2 separate regions of the Homo sapiens genome follow, and region 1 is linked to region 2. Evidence: chromatin contacts called from ENCODE Hi-C or POLR2A ChIA-PET data. All regions are on one chromosome and are shown on one strand. The core of a region is the stretch at or near the end of the contact, and the rest is flanking DNA. Distances in the headings are between cores, read along the strand shown.

Region 1 (7,492 bases), core at 3,960-6,459, 120 kb after region 2:
TACATAGCACTTACATGATGTTAGGTATTATAAGTTACCAGACGATTTCAGGTATATGGGAGGATGTGTGTAGGTGATACGCAAATACTGCGCCATTTTCTATCAGGGATTTGAGCATCCACAGATTTTGGTATCCGCTGGGGGTCCTGGAACCAATCCCCCATGAATACTGAGGGATAACTACATATGTGACTTAGAGAACACATTCTTTTAAAGGCTCACATCTTTCGCATTGTGTATTTGTACAAGTGTTTCTTGTACACTTGTACACACTTACAGAGACTTACACTATAGCACAGGTATTTTTTTCCTGATAATTTCCTCCAAACTCTCCTATTATTCTACAGGCAGTGGCATTTTAAAAGGAATCTCAAGCCAAATGAATCTTTAATGAATATTTAATTAGGACCTTTTCAGACAGTGTAATAGTTGGGGGAAAAAAGATGCCTTTTTCCAACACACCACTGAGTTGAAGAGGATGGAAAAAGTCAACAGATGAGTTTCCTGTCTTTCCCGCCAGTTCCCTTAAACCATTTCTGCTTTTCATTTCTTCTCCTTTTCTTACATCTCTGCATCTGTGGACTCTCCTATCGTCTCCAGGAGCAAGGCAGAGACACATTCTTGTCTGTGAGCAGATGACTTGTCTAGAAATCATGGACAGCCTGCAAGTCCTTCCAGTCCTCCCAAGAATCTGACATGGTTTTAGGCAGAGAAGAGGCTCAGAGGCCTGCTGACTCAACATCTCTTACAAGCGCCTTTGAGTTTCTCCAGGAAGCGCTGAGGTTTTCTCAGAAGTCAAAAAACTTTTTCTGTAAAAGGCCAGAGAGTAGATATTTTAGGCTTTGCATGCCATATGGTCTCTGACACTACTCATTTCTGCAGGTGTAGTGCACAAGCAACCACAGACCACACATAACCAAATGAGCATGGCTGTGTCTCAAAACTTTATTTACAAAAGCTGGTGTCAGGCTAGAATTGGCCCACGGGCCATAGTTTACCAACTCCTGGATTATATGGAACCATCTGTATGGTAACACTGGCTCTGCAATCAACATGCTCACAAAATGAGGCCACAGATCCTATGGCTTTCTCATATGGCTTTGTCACATGCGCCAAAAACTGTGTTAAACAATTTAGGGTCCATACATTCCTTTGATGTACACTCACATTACTTACTATACATTTTTCTTGCTTTTTAATACATTTTCGCCATTTTATAGTTTAAAATGGAAAAGGAAGTGTCACAATTCATAGCAACTATGTACCAATAAACATTCATAGTAACGATACATGTTTCCTATTTTAGTTGACCATGAGTAAGTAGGACTCTTTAAAATATCTACAGCCAGAAACTGGTAGTAGCCCTGGCAGAGGTAAAGACTGCAGAAGTCTTAGGATCAAAAAGAATGCCAAGAGTTAAAGCGGGAGATGGGCTGGTAACCTCAAGAGGGGAGGAGGGAGGCTCAGCATCAGGGCAGCAGAAATAAGAACTGCGAAGCTCATTTGGGTCAGAAGCTCCAAACGTCTCACGCTCCTCAGGCCTCCATGTGCTTCATTACTGCCAGTCCTCTGTTAAAAAGTAATATGTCAAGCCATAAAGAGAAAAAAGGTGGTGACGTTAGGATCCTGAAGTCCCAAGGAGCCAACGGTGAATTATGGCTGTGACAGCCACGCTGTGGACAATGGTCATGGTGAAAAGTGAGTTGACGAGACACCCAGTAGCAAAGTAAACCTGAGGAAAGCACCGACCATGGGAAACATGGACTGACCAGTGGTAGGAAGAAAATAAGTGCAGAACAAGCCATCCAGTGCAACGGCCTAGCAACACTTGTGAGCCTGCAGTTCTGACCACTCTTTTCCCAATGTCATTTCATGTCTCCACGTGGGTTTTTCCGCTGTTTCCTCTCCTAGGTTTCCGTTTAAACCTCACCACCTCTCACATTCTCCTTTTCTCCTTGCCCCGCCCCTCCCAACTCCTCATTCAACTGATTCTCTTCTACCCCATCATAATGCTCAGGCATCATTTCCTCCACAAAACTGTCCTTCAGGCTGAGTTAGACGCTGCTTCTCTTTTCTTCCACAGGCTCCAGGGGACCATGCGTATGTCTCCCAGCCTCCCTATCACCATCAGCTTTACCTACACCTACATTGCAGCACCGAAATATCTAGCACATGTCTTTGGCACCTAACCCACAGCCTGTCTTATGTGCCTGAGCAACTAAAGGTCTGAGTGCACGTCACATATGCAAACAGTGAGTGAGGAAGGGAATGAGTGTGTGTGTGTGGAGGGGGAGCGACTGCTGCTAGACTAGAGCACTGGGCACTAAGACCAAGATCAGGAACTTGACTTCAGGTGGTCAAGATCACGAACTTACAAACACATGGACTTGGGTTCAAAGCAGAAGCGCCCTCCAGCAGGACAAATCTATCCTAACCTTTGGGAAAACACCTCAAAGTGCATAATGGTGGCTCAGCACCACCAAAGGGCAGTTTGTTGCTACATTATTACTATACTTCCAATAGAAAGGCAGCTACAGTTTCAAATCCCAACCAGGGAGCTGCCCTATATTCCAAAAGAAGGCTTCTAACTGTGCATATATTTCTAATTCCTATATGCATAATATCTGAATTATACAATCCAGACTTGCCACGAATTCAAGAGTGGCCTTCAGGATAATCTGTTTCTACAAAGTAACCATTTCTCATCAGGCAGCTGTTGATAAACTTTCACCATTCTAGTAAGGTGGCATGAGAAAATGACCTTCTTGCTTTAATAAAAAATATTGTTACACTAGATACAAAATACGTTTCTACTGTTAAATTGTAACAATAAGACTCTGGAAGGTTTACTAGTAGAGGAAGGGTGTCCCCCTGTGATAAACAATCATTAAAAAAGGAGACAGAGAGGGTAATTTGCCTATCCCTGTTATGTAGATAAAATGAGCCAGGGGGGTGCTCCTCAAACATTTATCAAGTCACTGCTGAGCCTTCAGCAGGCCATTTAACTTTGGAACAGAAAGGGAAGTTTCCCAATGCATAACAGAGTCTTAAATCCTTCATACGTAATACGTAAGATGAACTTTAAATAGAAAAGCTACCTGCACACAGGACATTGTGTCTTGTACTCGAACTATGCAGTCAAGAAGAAAACACAATACTAGCGGGGAAGGCACCACGTACAGAAGCTAGCTAGAGTTTATTGAGTGCTTACACTTAGTCGGGGCCATGGATTATTTCTTTTCATTCTAACCACCACACGATAATGTGGGTACTCTTACTGTTACTCCTATTTTATAGATAAGGAAGCAAATTTTGAGAAACCAAAGTCAGCAGCCACAAAATGGCAAAAGACTGGAACCCAGGTTGCAGGACTCTGGTCCATGATCACACCTGTATGCAACCGTGCTTTCCAAAACATACATCAGAAGCACCTTTTGGGAGGGGGGAAGAACGCAATGATTGTCCACACCACAAACAAATCAGATGGAGCCAAGGAAAGCTGATAGGATGATACCATCTCTGTCTACCTGTCTTTTTCCCTCCCACCATCTCTAAAAAAGGCTTTTTAACATTGCTGGAAAATAAGGTCTCAGAGCAGATGACAAATTATCATAAATTTAGTGAGGGAAGCAGAATGGTAAAATGAAAAGAGTCCTTGATTTAGAACTATAGTGTTTGTGTCCTGGTCCACAGTAAAAACTAAGTCTCATGTCCCTCGTTACAAAACTGTCATGATAAGATACACCTCACTCTTTTGTTGTCATGAGAATAGTGAGAATATATAAGGGAATGTGTCTAGCACTGTGCTTGGCAGAAAAGAGGTACTACAGTTTTCCCTGCCTTATCTTCAGTTCCCATTTCAAAATACAAGCAGACAGCACCTAGCTATACAAGGTAAATATTCCCTGGACACCTCCAACGCACTCACCCACAGAGAAGTATCTTTGAAGGGGCATCTCTCTGCTGTTGCTGGGAGAGAGTTTTCCAACCACTCATATACTGCCTTCTATTAACAGTGCATAAAATTTCTTAGATAGTGCAAAAATTTCATGCTTTCAATGTAAAGGTAGTATTTTCGCCTACTAAAGAAGGGTTAAAAAAGACCATTAAAATAAATATCACAGGAGACTTCAAAGCAAGAAGTACTTAAACATGCAAGTACCTAAATCATCAACTAAAAAGGGTAAATTTGACTCTACAACTATCTCCATCCTTCTCTCATACGACACAAACTGGTAGTCTAAAAAAGGAATCATAGCACGGTACAGGAAATATTCACACCTTTTTTCCTGAGGGCTTCTTAAAAACTACAAAAGAGAAATTGTGTGACAAGTAAACCTTTTAAATCCCCCATCAACAGCCTTTGATGAAACTCCATCTTGAAACCAGACCTGTATGCTTTAAAAATGAAATGTTCTAAGTAAAGCGAAGTTGTTTTTACTTTCAGACCAAAGGGGGGAAAAAATCACCGATTTAAAAGTAAAAGGGCTTTAGTGAAAAGTTCACAGTTGTGAGATACTTGCTTCGCCATTAAGAAGGTGGAAGCTCTGCTGGGTAGAAACCACCATTCTCTGAGGTCTGAGACTTTAGGCATTCTCATTCTTACAGACTCTGTCTCCCGGTCACAGTTGTACATTGGTCCTCTCATTCCAACCAAACTACAGGGTCTCCATAGCGTGAAGCATGTGGTCCTTAAACGTGTTGGGGAAAGCTGCTAATCAACGTCCTTAAGGCTCGTCAACAATCAGACGGCAAATCACAAACTTGCTTCCTCAACCCGAGAACAAACACTCCAGGTCCCCAAAGAAATGAAGGTTCCTTCCACTCCCACAGGAAAACTACCAGGTTTCAGTTCTTTCGCTTTATTTTTTAAAAGACAAATAAAAAATTAACTGAACACACGTGTTTTCCTACCATTCTCATACTTTTTAAAAATCCCTCCATTTTCTTCCTTCCTTTATTTACGTTGGAAAAATTCTTAATAAATAACGCCTGCTTGAAAGACATCAGGAACTCATTTTGAGGACTGAGTTTGCAGAAGACAAGGCAGAGAGATGAGTGGGCAGAGTTGAGCTGAAATTTTTAAATTCCTGCACGGCAAAGCAATTGTGCGTATCTGTTTTCAAACAATAAAAGCGTCTGGAATTGCACAATGTTGCAGAGCCATGCGAGGCGCGAGGAGCAGGCAGCCGGAGGGCTCCGTGTCACAAAGGCTGCCGGGGCAGCACGCGAGCCAGAGTCACGACAAGCCCGGGTCCCAGGCTCGCTGCTGCCTCAAATCTCATCCGGTCCCAAAGCCAGCTGCCCTGCAGAGAGGAGCCTACCGGCACCGGGCACGTCTGTGGGAGGGCGAGGCTGGGAGAAAGTGAGAGGGGGACTGCGGGCGCGCGGGGCGGGCGCGCGGCGGGTCCCGGGAGGGAAAGGACAACGGAGCCGGGGGTAGGGGGTGGACGAGGAGATGTGGCAGAGGCGCATTCCCTCTGGCTGATCTTGCCAGGGAGGAGACCTGAGGACCGGAATCGGTGACCGACAGGAGGGGGAGGGGGCTCCCGGGGGCCGCAGGTCGAGGCGCGTGAGCCGGACACGAGGTGCGCGCTGCAGGGTTGGGGAATCGGGGACGCGTGGGTCACCTGTATTGTTTGAAAAGCTGGTCCGACTCCCTGAAGCCGTTGTTGAGCAGCATGTTGATGCCGGCCAGGGCCAGCTCCGCGTCCTGCAGGGGCGCCGCCGCCGCCGCTGCCGCGTCCGAGTCTCCGTCGTCCCGCCGCCGCGGCCGCTGCTGCTCCGAGCCGGCCATGGGCGTGCGAGGCCCTGCGCTGGGCCGAGGCGAGATCGGGAGCAGCTGCTGCGGCCCCGCGCGCGCCCGGAGCCCGGCTCTACCTGCCCGGAGCCAAGCGGAGCCGGGAGGGGAGGGGAGGGGAGGGGAGAAGACGGGAGGGAAGAGGAGGGAAGGACCGCGGAGGGAGGAGCCGCGGCCCGGCTGCGGCGCGGCGTGGGAGGTGGGCGTCCGGCCGCCGCCGCGGGGATTACTCAGCAGCACCCGCCCGCTCCTCTCGCGCCCTCCGAAGCACCCAACTCGCGCGGGCCCCGAAGCGGAATCCGTTTCCGGGTGTCTCTCACCCCGCCAAGCCGGTCCCCGAGCGGCGGCCGCCTCCACTTCCTGCAGCCCCCGCGCCCCGGCCCCTCCCGGGTCCCCAAGCCGCGCCTTCGCCCACCGCCCAGGACTGCTCGGACACACGCACGCGAGACCCGGAGACCCGAGCGCCCCACCCTCCCCCGAAGGGGCCGGACCCAGGAGTCGGGAGGAGGGCAAGGCGCGGAGGGAGAACGAGCGTGCGGATGTGGAAGGAAAGGGAAAGGGAAGGGGAACTCCGCCCGGGCCGCTATGCTAGCGCGCGGCGCTTTGTCCACGAGTAACTGAAACTCCACGAGTAACTGAAACCCCACGCAGCCCGCGCCCGCGACCCCAGACTTCATCCCGACCCTGGGGCCGCCCCCTAGGACCAGGGCAGCCAATTCCCGAGGAGGTGGGCGGCGGGGGCGGGGTCTCTGGCACCTGCCCCGCAGCTCCCCGGAGCCCCGCGCTGCGGGACTGCAAGGCAGAGCCCCTCGGATCCCGGTACCACCCACTCCAGCCCGCCACCAACATTTGCGCAGTGGGGCAGGAGGAGAAATGGAGGCCTATATGCCATGTGCCCAAATATTTAAAAGTTATAAATTCAGCTGCCAAAGTGTGTTCTATTCTCACACTGCCAATTATTCTTGCAAAGCTTTGGCGTTCATATGACCAAATGTCAGCAAAACATCAAAAGTGACTGAATTTAACCATTATCACAGAAGTCTCACTGTTCTGATGATGGGCTGGTGATATCTGGATGCCTAATATTCTAGAGACAAGCAATTCATAAATCATCTTTATGTTTTTTCCACAAATTTATTTTTCTCTAATTTAGCAAAATCCCTTAATGTAGTGTTGCAATCAAGATTATGCTCTAATGCCAAATTGGACAACCTTCCTTGAGTCGCTGTCGTTTTTAGAGTGTAGTTTATTAATTTCAACTTGAAGAAACTTTGCTGAAACATTTATAACAGAATTTTTTTTAAATGAAAGCAATCCTCAGGTTTAGAAATAACTCCTGAATTTTAAACATTATGTCATCCATTATCATGGGACCAATATAATAAGTTATTACAGAAAAATGCAAAATAATTTTGTCATGTAAGTTGCTTTTACTTATTTTGTAAATTGTACCATCCCTTATAAGAATATCTAAATCCATACAGGATTTTCAACTTTTATAAATAGAAATTTTAGAGTAATAAGAATTACTGCCACTCCTTAAGTGTCATGTGTAACTGTTGCAAAGCCATGCTAATTCTTGAGTACATCTGGAACCACAAACTGGAACACTGACAGAAGCAAGAAAATGGACGATTCACATCCTTGGGAAACAGTACGTTGTAATGCAGGAGTCACTGCATTCATGCTGTC
Region 2 (7,138 bases), core at 74-2,573:
TGCTAAATGCTAAGGGGCATAGGCAGCATGACATGTTTGATACATACATACTATTTGATACATATATATATTTGATACATACTCATATATATCATATGTCTAATTTTCTTTAAGTACCCAAAGTGAGTAGATAGACCGTTTTGAAAGTGGCTCCCAGAGGCCGGGCGCGGTGGCTCACGCCTGTAATCCCAGCACTTTGGGAGGCCGAGTCGGGCGGATCACGAGGCGAGGTCAGGAGATGGAGACCATCCTGGCTAACACGGTGAAACCCCGTCTCTACTAAAACAAAAAATCAGCCGGGCGTGGTGGCGGGTGCCTGTAGTCCCAGCTACTCGGGAGGCTGAGGCAGGAGAATGGCGTGAATCCGGGAGGCGGAGCTGACAGCCGAGATCGCGCCACTGCACTCCAGCCTGGGTGACACAGCTAGAGTCCGTCTCAAAAAAAAAAAAAAAGAATAAAAAAGAAAGTGGCTCCCAGAAACCATGATGGCGCCAACAACCTTTCAGGAGGCAGTTAGCAGTTGGTGCTACCAAAGGTGGGGACAGCGGCCATGCACTCCATGATCCCCCGTCCCACTAGTTCTCACCCCGACTTTGGGAACGTGTGGGGCCAGGGACGCTAAACGTCCTACAGTTCAGTTCCCCACAAAGAACTGTCCTAAGCAAGCTGAGAAAAGTCAACGGGTAAAATTGTCACAAACACTATTAGGGTTATTTAAAAGCGACAGCTTAATAATTCTTCCCAGATCTCTCCTATCACCAATACTGGTCCACCACTGGCGGAATTTAAATCCTGCCCCGCCCAACTGTAAACGTCCATGCGCCCACTACCACAAGGGTAACGCCTTAAGCGAGAAATACGATGCCTTTCAGGATGCCAGCGGGGACTTCGGAGCCATAGGTAACCGCACTCCCCGACCTCTCCCTAAAGAACCTCCGGGATGTGGGCCCCCGCTGTGTCAGTGCTCGTTTTGCGCTAGGTCTGTTTGGGAGAGACGGGAGTGAAATGTAGGAGGCTGGGCGTGCTCACATCGCCTGGACTTGTCCAAGAGAGGCGGGCGACGGACCCACCGAGGCCTCAGATTCGGCAGCTGGCCGTCTGGTCGCCGCACTCCCCGGTGTGGGCCGGGGCCGCCCCACAGGCCCCCCACCCCCGACTCTGAGGACCCTCCGCCTGCCCCGACGACCTCTCCCACTGCGAGAGACTCCCTGAGACATAATGGTCTCCGAGGCCGCAGGGTGCGCCTTTTCTCCAGATTCTCCCCACCTGCTTTCCGGCCGCGCTCTTAAGAGCTTCCTCGTTGCCCCCTTGCCGGCGGCTCCTGAGGAGACTTGGCGCTTGCGAGCGTTTTTATAGCCCCGCAGGCATCGGGGCGTGCATCACGAAGCTCCGCATCACAAAGCTCCGCACCACTCAAGGAGGCGGGGCCACAGCGGCCGCAGCCAATGGGGAGCCGAAAGCGACAAAGGCCATGATTTGGCCGGCGAGGGAGACTTATTTCCCCTTTTCTGGCTAAATCTGAACGGATTTAGGTGATTTCCCAACAAATAGCCAGGAGTAGCTCAAAGCGACTGCCTCTCCGTCTTTGGTCGTTGAGCTTAAAATTAGAGCTCGTTTGGAAAGAAAGTAAGAGATTTATGGCAGTGCTGTCTTGTCACTGCCTCGCCATTCCACACATTGCTCCTGGCCCCATAAACTATAGCTCTCTTCGGTCACCTTTAGGAATAATAATTTCTGCCACGTTGTAGACACACAGTGAATAATTGTATGCAACAGAGCACTTTTTCTTTTGTGAAACTCGCCTGTGGAATGGGAGTTCAGCATGAATCCAGAAACTTCCTGTTTCTCCACAGTTGAGATCAGACACCAACTATCCCCACAAAGCACACCGTCAGCAACAAGTCAAGGTGTTACTGTGTGTAACTTCAGCTCAATTTTACCAAACTAAAGGAATACTGCTTCATTTAAAAACGCCCACTCTGCCGGGCACGGTGGCTCACGCCTGTAATCCCAGCACTTTCGGAGGCCGAGGCGGGTGGATCACGAGGTCAGGAGTTCAAGACCAGCCTGGCCAAGATGGTGAAACCCTGTCTCTACTAAAAATACAAAATATTAGCCGGTCGTGGTGGTGGGTGCCTGTAATCCCAGCTACTCTGGAGGTTGAGGCAGAGAATTGCTTGAACCTGGGAGGCGGAGGTTGCAGTGAGCCCAGATCACACCACTGCACTCCAGCCTGGGCTACTGAGCGAGACTCCGTCTCAAAAAAACAAAAAACAAAACAAAAAAAACAAAAAAACGCCCACTCTCTGCTCTTTCACTCATTTAGGCTCAGGTATTTGGGCTGGGCTCTAAATAACACCATAATCATGATTATCAGAGTACAAGCAGCCTTAATTTTGATCCATCTTCAAATGTTTAAAAAGCAACTACTTTAAACCAAAGAGCATCGCCAGGGCAGATATCTGACCAAAAACAAAACAAAACAAAACAAAAACCAAACCAAAATAAAACAAAACCCTATTTTTTAATTCAGAAAAAATTAGGGCTTCCAGAGCACTTTGCAATAAAAGCAATGTTAAGGCCTCAGTCAGCATTATCTGGTGCCATTCATTAATCCACTTAATAATTATTTTACTGAGTGCCAGGAAAGCTCCCTCTTCTCGGGAAGTTTACATACTTAAAAAGGGAGAATTAGCGAGACTCCGTCTCACAAAACAAAACAAAAAAAAGGGAGAAATGCTTTTAGACTGAGTATGTTGGTGGGTCTGCAGATATTTTTCATCCTTCATCACTTGCCTCCAGCACCACTTTGGTAATGTAAATAAAAGTGAGATGAGGCTGTCATGATTTCTGATAGCTTGGTTTATAACACATTTAGGTGTCAGAGACATAATGAACTGAGCTACTGAAAATCCTAAGTACCTCATCTATGGTGTCTTTTGGAATTGGAGACATTTATGGTTTTTTTAACGTAACCTTGGTGGGTCATCTCAAACATCTATTAGGTGTAAGGTATTATGCAGAAATACCTGTAACTCAAAAAACAAGATTTTACTCTCCATTTCTTCAGTGACTGTTTGGCTGAGTCATTCTGAAATGCAAATTGTTACAATGTAAACATCTAACCAAGAATTTTCAAACCACTGCCCATCGCTGCTTTGATTTCTTGAACTCTTAATGATTTGATGTGGTTTCACAATCTTGGCTTGTGTTCATCTCCCTTTCAATCACCAGTATGTTATTTTTTGGTCACCAATGATTTAAAACGCAAATGTACCTTCCACTGCCCCTCTCCCACACCCCAAATCCTTACCCTATGGAAGTCCATGGTTGTGGGTGTGGCCTCTGCATACCTCTCGTATTTCATGTCTCACCATGTGATTCCCACTTGACCCTCCAGAGTCTTGAACACACATGTCGCTTATCACCTCTGTGCTTTTGCTCATTAGGTCCAAGGCCTTGGATGCTGCTCCAGCAAGTGTTTTCACCTGACTGCATCCTGCTTCTCCTTTAGAACTCATCTCAGAAATCTCCTACTTTAGGAAGCCAGTGGGTTAGAAGCATTTTCTCAGTGGCCCCATGATGTATGCTCTATGACTTATCCTTGCTATATAATTCTATATAATTCTGCTTGTGTTTGACTCTTCTCCCAGATTTACCAAATCCTTAACAAAAGATGAATAGGGCAATGTTTCTCTAATCCACATCACCTGCATAAGAAATCATCCCAGGAGCTTGTTAAAAATGCCTTCCCAAGCCCTACCTAGAACCTACCAAACCAGAATCTCTATGTAAAACACGGAAATTGACAACCACTGGCCTCTGGGAGGAGGAATTAGGCATTACATAGAGGTCACCTGGGTTTCAAGTGTGTTGCTTCTATTTCATACCCAAGTCAACTAGGTGACAGAGATCAGCCCCCTTGCTAGCTTTCACAAGAAAGCCAGTTAAATTGTGCTCTTGGTGATTTCTGCATACTTTACTGAAAAAGGAGCATTATCTGTTATGGACCAACTTTCTCTTGCTCCCCTTATCCTTCTCTCTTTCTGCATTTCCTCTTCTAGCTTCTAAAGTATCTGCCTCGACTATGTATCTTCTTGGATGATCTCGATTTAACAATTTTCTTTCTACAAAATATACCATCTGCAGAAACCAAAACAGTACATCATGATTTTGTGAATGTGTATCTTCATAGTGAAAACCGTATTTGAATACTTGCCACCATGATTTGCTTAAGGAAGAAATCCACTGGAAAAGTTTACACAGCAAAGGTGTGTGTCTGCGTGTGTGTGTGTGTGTGTGTGCATGCCTGTGCATGTGCTCATTTTAAAAATCAGATATGACTTGTCCTTTAACTTTAGTTGGCAGAGACAGAAAAGTGCAAATTCAGTAAATAATTGACTTACACAATATGTGACAATAAATACTCTAATTTTCTGTGACATCTAAAAGTTATAATTCTTTACTCAGTAGAAGACAGCTATCAGGTGCTAAAATAAAAAAAAGATACCTAACCCAATAAAGGCAAAATCTTAGTTATATTAACCAGCAAGGTACATATTACATTATTATTACTAGACCATGCCTCCAAGTGTGTCAAATTATAAAAATGTGTTCAGCATACATAAAATATACATTAAAGATTTCTCTCATCATAGGCACAATCTAATACAAAAATATATTTGACATTTATAAGTTAGAAGATCCATTGAGAGCCTCCAAAATAGGACAGGGGAAGGAATGAGTGATGACAACATAAAAAAAGAAGCACACATAGATGCAAATAGTTCCACTTATATGATTATTTTCTTCATCAGCAAAGGGTTAAGAGCAGTTTACACCAAACCAAGTTACCAAGCAGATCACAATCAGTTCACAGGTTGGATAAGTCACGGCACGCAGGCCAGAAAATGTACTCAGACTTCAGTCAACCTAATGGGACAGTGTACTCACACTGTGGTTTTGTTGTTTTGGAGTCTAGAAGCTCCATCTACCCATTCTCCATGGTCTACCACCATGTTAACACAGATTTACCACAGGCGCCATCTGTACCAAGCCTAGGATAGACTCTTTAAAAAAAAAAAGACCTGGCCGGTCACAGTGGTTCATGCCTGTAAGCATTTTGAGAGGACAAGGTGGGTGGATCATGAGGTCAGGAGTTCAAGACCAGCCTGGCCAAGGTGGTGGAACCCTGCCTCTACTAAAACTGCAAAAATTAGCCAGGCACGGTGGCAGGAACTTGTAATCCCAGCTACTTGGGAGGCTCAGGCAGAAGAATCGCTTAAACCCGGGTGACAGAGGTTGCAGTGAGCACAGATCACACCACTGCACTCCAGCCTGGGCAACAGAGTGAGACTCTGTTTCAAAATAAAAATAAAAATAAAGATTAAAAATTTTAAAAAGACCTACACTTTGACTAGTAAAGAAAACCTACAGGATGGTGTTGCAAAACGCAAAATTGTCTATCCAGTTAAGTGAGCTGAACACAAACTAATCTGAAGTCCTGAACTCTCTGTGGGGAAATAAAAGTATTTTTTTTAAGCAGGCAGAAATAAATGTTTTGAAAAAGATTCAAAAGCACAGGACCTTATATAATCTTTGAATGTGGAATAATAGTTCAAACAATATTTTGAACTGAAAATTCAAGAATGAACTCTCAAACAAAAATGTCATGATTCAGAATGCTCCATGATGATGACAGAAAAGCTTGTCACCTATGCTGCATGTTAAGAAGAGAGAAAAATGGCAACAGCCGTATTTTAAAGATTCATAATGTTCTTCCCTTCCATCTAGTTAAAACCAGATGTCCAGGCCGGGCACGGTGGCTCACACCAGTAATCCCAGCTCTTTGGGAGGCCAAGGCGGGTGGATCACGAGGTCAGGAGATGGAGACAATCCTGGCTAACATGGTGAAACCCCATCTCTACTAAAAATACAAAAAAAATTAGCCGGGTGTGGTTGCGGGTGCCTGTAGTCCCAGCTACTTGGGAGGCTGAGGCAGGAGAATGGTGTGAACCCAGGAGGCAGAGGTTGCAGTGAGCCAAGATCACGCCACTGCACTCCAGCCTGGGTGACAGAGCGAGACTCCGTCTCAAAAAAAAAAAAAAAAAAAAAAAAAAACAAAAAACAGATGTCCAATATTTTTGGGCACCAATTTTGCTCTTCAGAAAAAAGTTCCCTTCTCATTCACTGAATATAGGAGAGCAATCTCTTCTCTCTTACTATTATCTAAAACCCACACGGAATTCACATCAGGGAGAAAGTCAATGTGAATACACATTTTGGAAACAGTCTACTGAAAAGTGGTCAGTAACAGAGATGAAGAAATATGAATACTGTTTAGCCAAAATCAGTGAGAAATAACTTCTTTCAAAGAAATTATGACTATTCCCTCAAAACAAGGTCAAATCAGATAAAATTTGCCAACATTCTACTTGCTTTTCTGTTTTATTTTGAAAAGAAATATTAAAATATTAATATGAGATCATGTTTCAGCCAAAAGAATTTGTAAATAAACGATACCCTAAAATGATATCCTTTAGCTCAATAAAAATTTCTTTAAAAATCTAACCTTAAACATTGAGCCAAATTATGGCAGAGATTCTTAAAAGTGACTGAGGTATTTAGATTCTTCAAAACCACAGGTTTGCAGTACCGGGCATGGAGGTAAATTAAATGACAAAAATTAGCAATGAAGAATAAAAAAATAACTTTGAATTCCTTGTATAATATCTAAATAACCTGAGCTAAGGGGAAAATGATTAAATCCTGGCACTGTGTAGCCCAGCAAATGTTCCACCAGCAAATATTTTGAGGCCAAAATCTATGTTCATTCACGAATAACCTTTTCAAGTAATGTGTCAAAAGATTTCCAAAAGTTGGTAATTTGACAATTTTCACAAAGAAAGGTAAACTCCTAAAATGTAGATACTGTTTGTCTAATCTATAGACTAGGCTAATAGATTAGCAAAAGAGTCACACTTTTAGTTGTAAAATTATCTTCTATTAATATTTGCTCTTACTTGGTTGGCTTTCAAAGGAAAAAGAGTGTCCATCGCTTTGAAACATTCTGTAGACAATCTGGAGATGACTATTTCTGGTGACATAACTTCAGCTGAAGATTTTGTTCTTTTAATAA

What was found. A loop is a pair of places that touch in the nucleus more often than their neighbours do. ChIA-PET counts read pairs that join two places held with the same protein, here RNA polymerase II (POLR2A). Pooled maps may share reads with other maps.
Region 1: a loop to region 2 is called in a map with no recorded cell type, with 4 times the contacts of the local background. The contact joins the promoter of TTC39C-AS1 here to the promoter of CABYR in region 2. A Hi-C loop is called at or near these places in 2 of 168 maps with a recorded cell type or tissue (GM13976 and adrenal gland), 1 of 37 single-sample maps with no recorded cell type and 4 of 50 pooled maps. POLR2A ChIA-PET finds 5 or more read pairs at or near these places in 14 of 52 experiments (A549, AG04449, AG04450 and 9 more).

What each region holds. Positions count from the first base shown.
Region 1 is chr18:24,013,177-24,020,668 of GRCh38, reverse strand. TTC39C-AS1 (TTC39C antisense RNA 1) reads left to right here and starts at 5,209. Exons shown (of 6, transcript NR_110796.1): 1 at 5,209-5,365. TTC39C (tetratricopeptide repeat domain 39C) reads right to left here and starts at 5,915. Exons shown (of 14, transcript NM_001135993.2): 1 at 5,631-5,915. The coding sequence starts at 5,797. RefSeq lists enhancers at 512-601, 622-671 and silencers at 5,499-5,678, 5,759-6,678.
Region 2 is chr18:24,133,247-24,140,384 of GRCh38, reverse strand. It overlaps CABYR (calcium binding tyrosine phosphorylation regulated), which reads right to left and starts at 1,323. Exons shown (of 6, transcript NM_153769.3): 1 at 1,267-1,323. TTC39C (tetratricopeptide repeat domain 39C) reads right to left here. Exons shown (of 14, transcript NM_001135993.2): 14 at 4,785-7,138. RefSeq lists an enhancer at 1,679-1,738.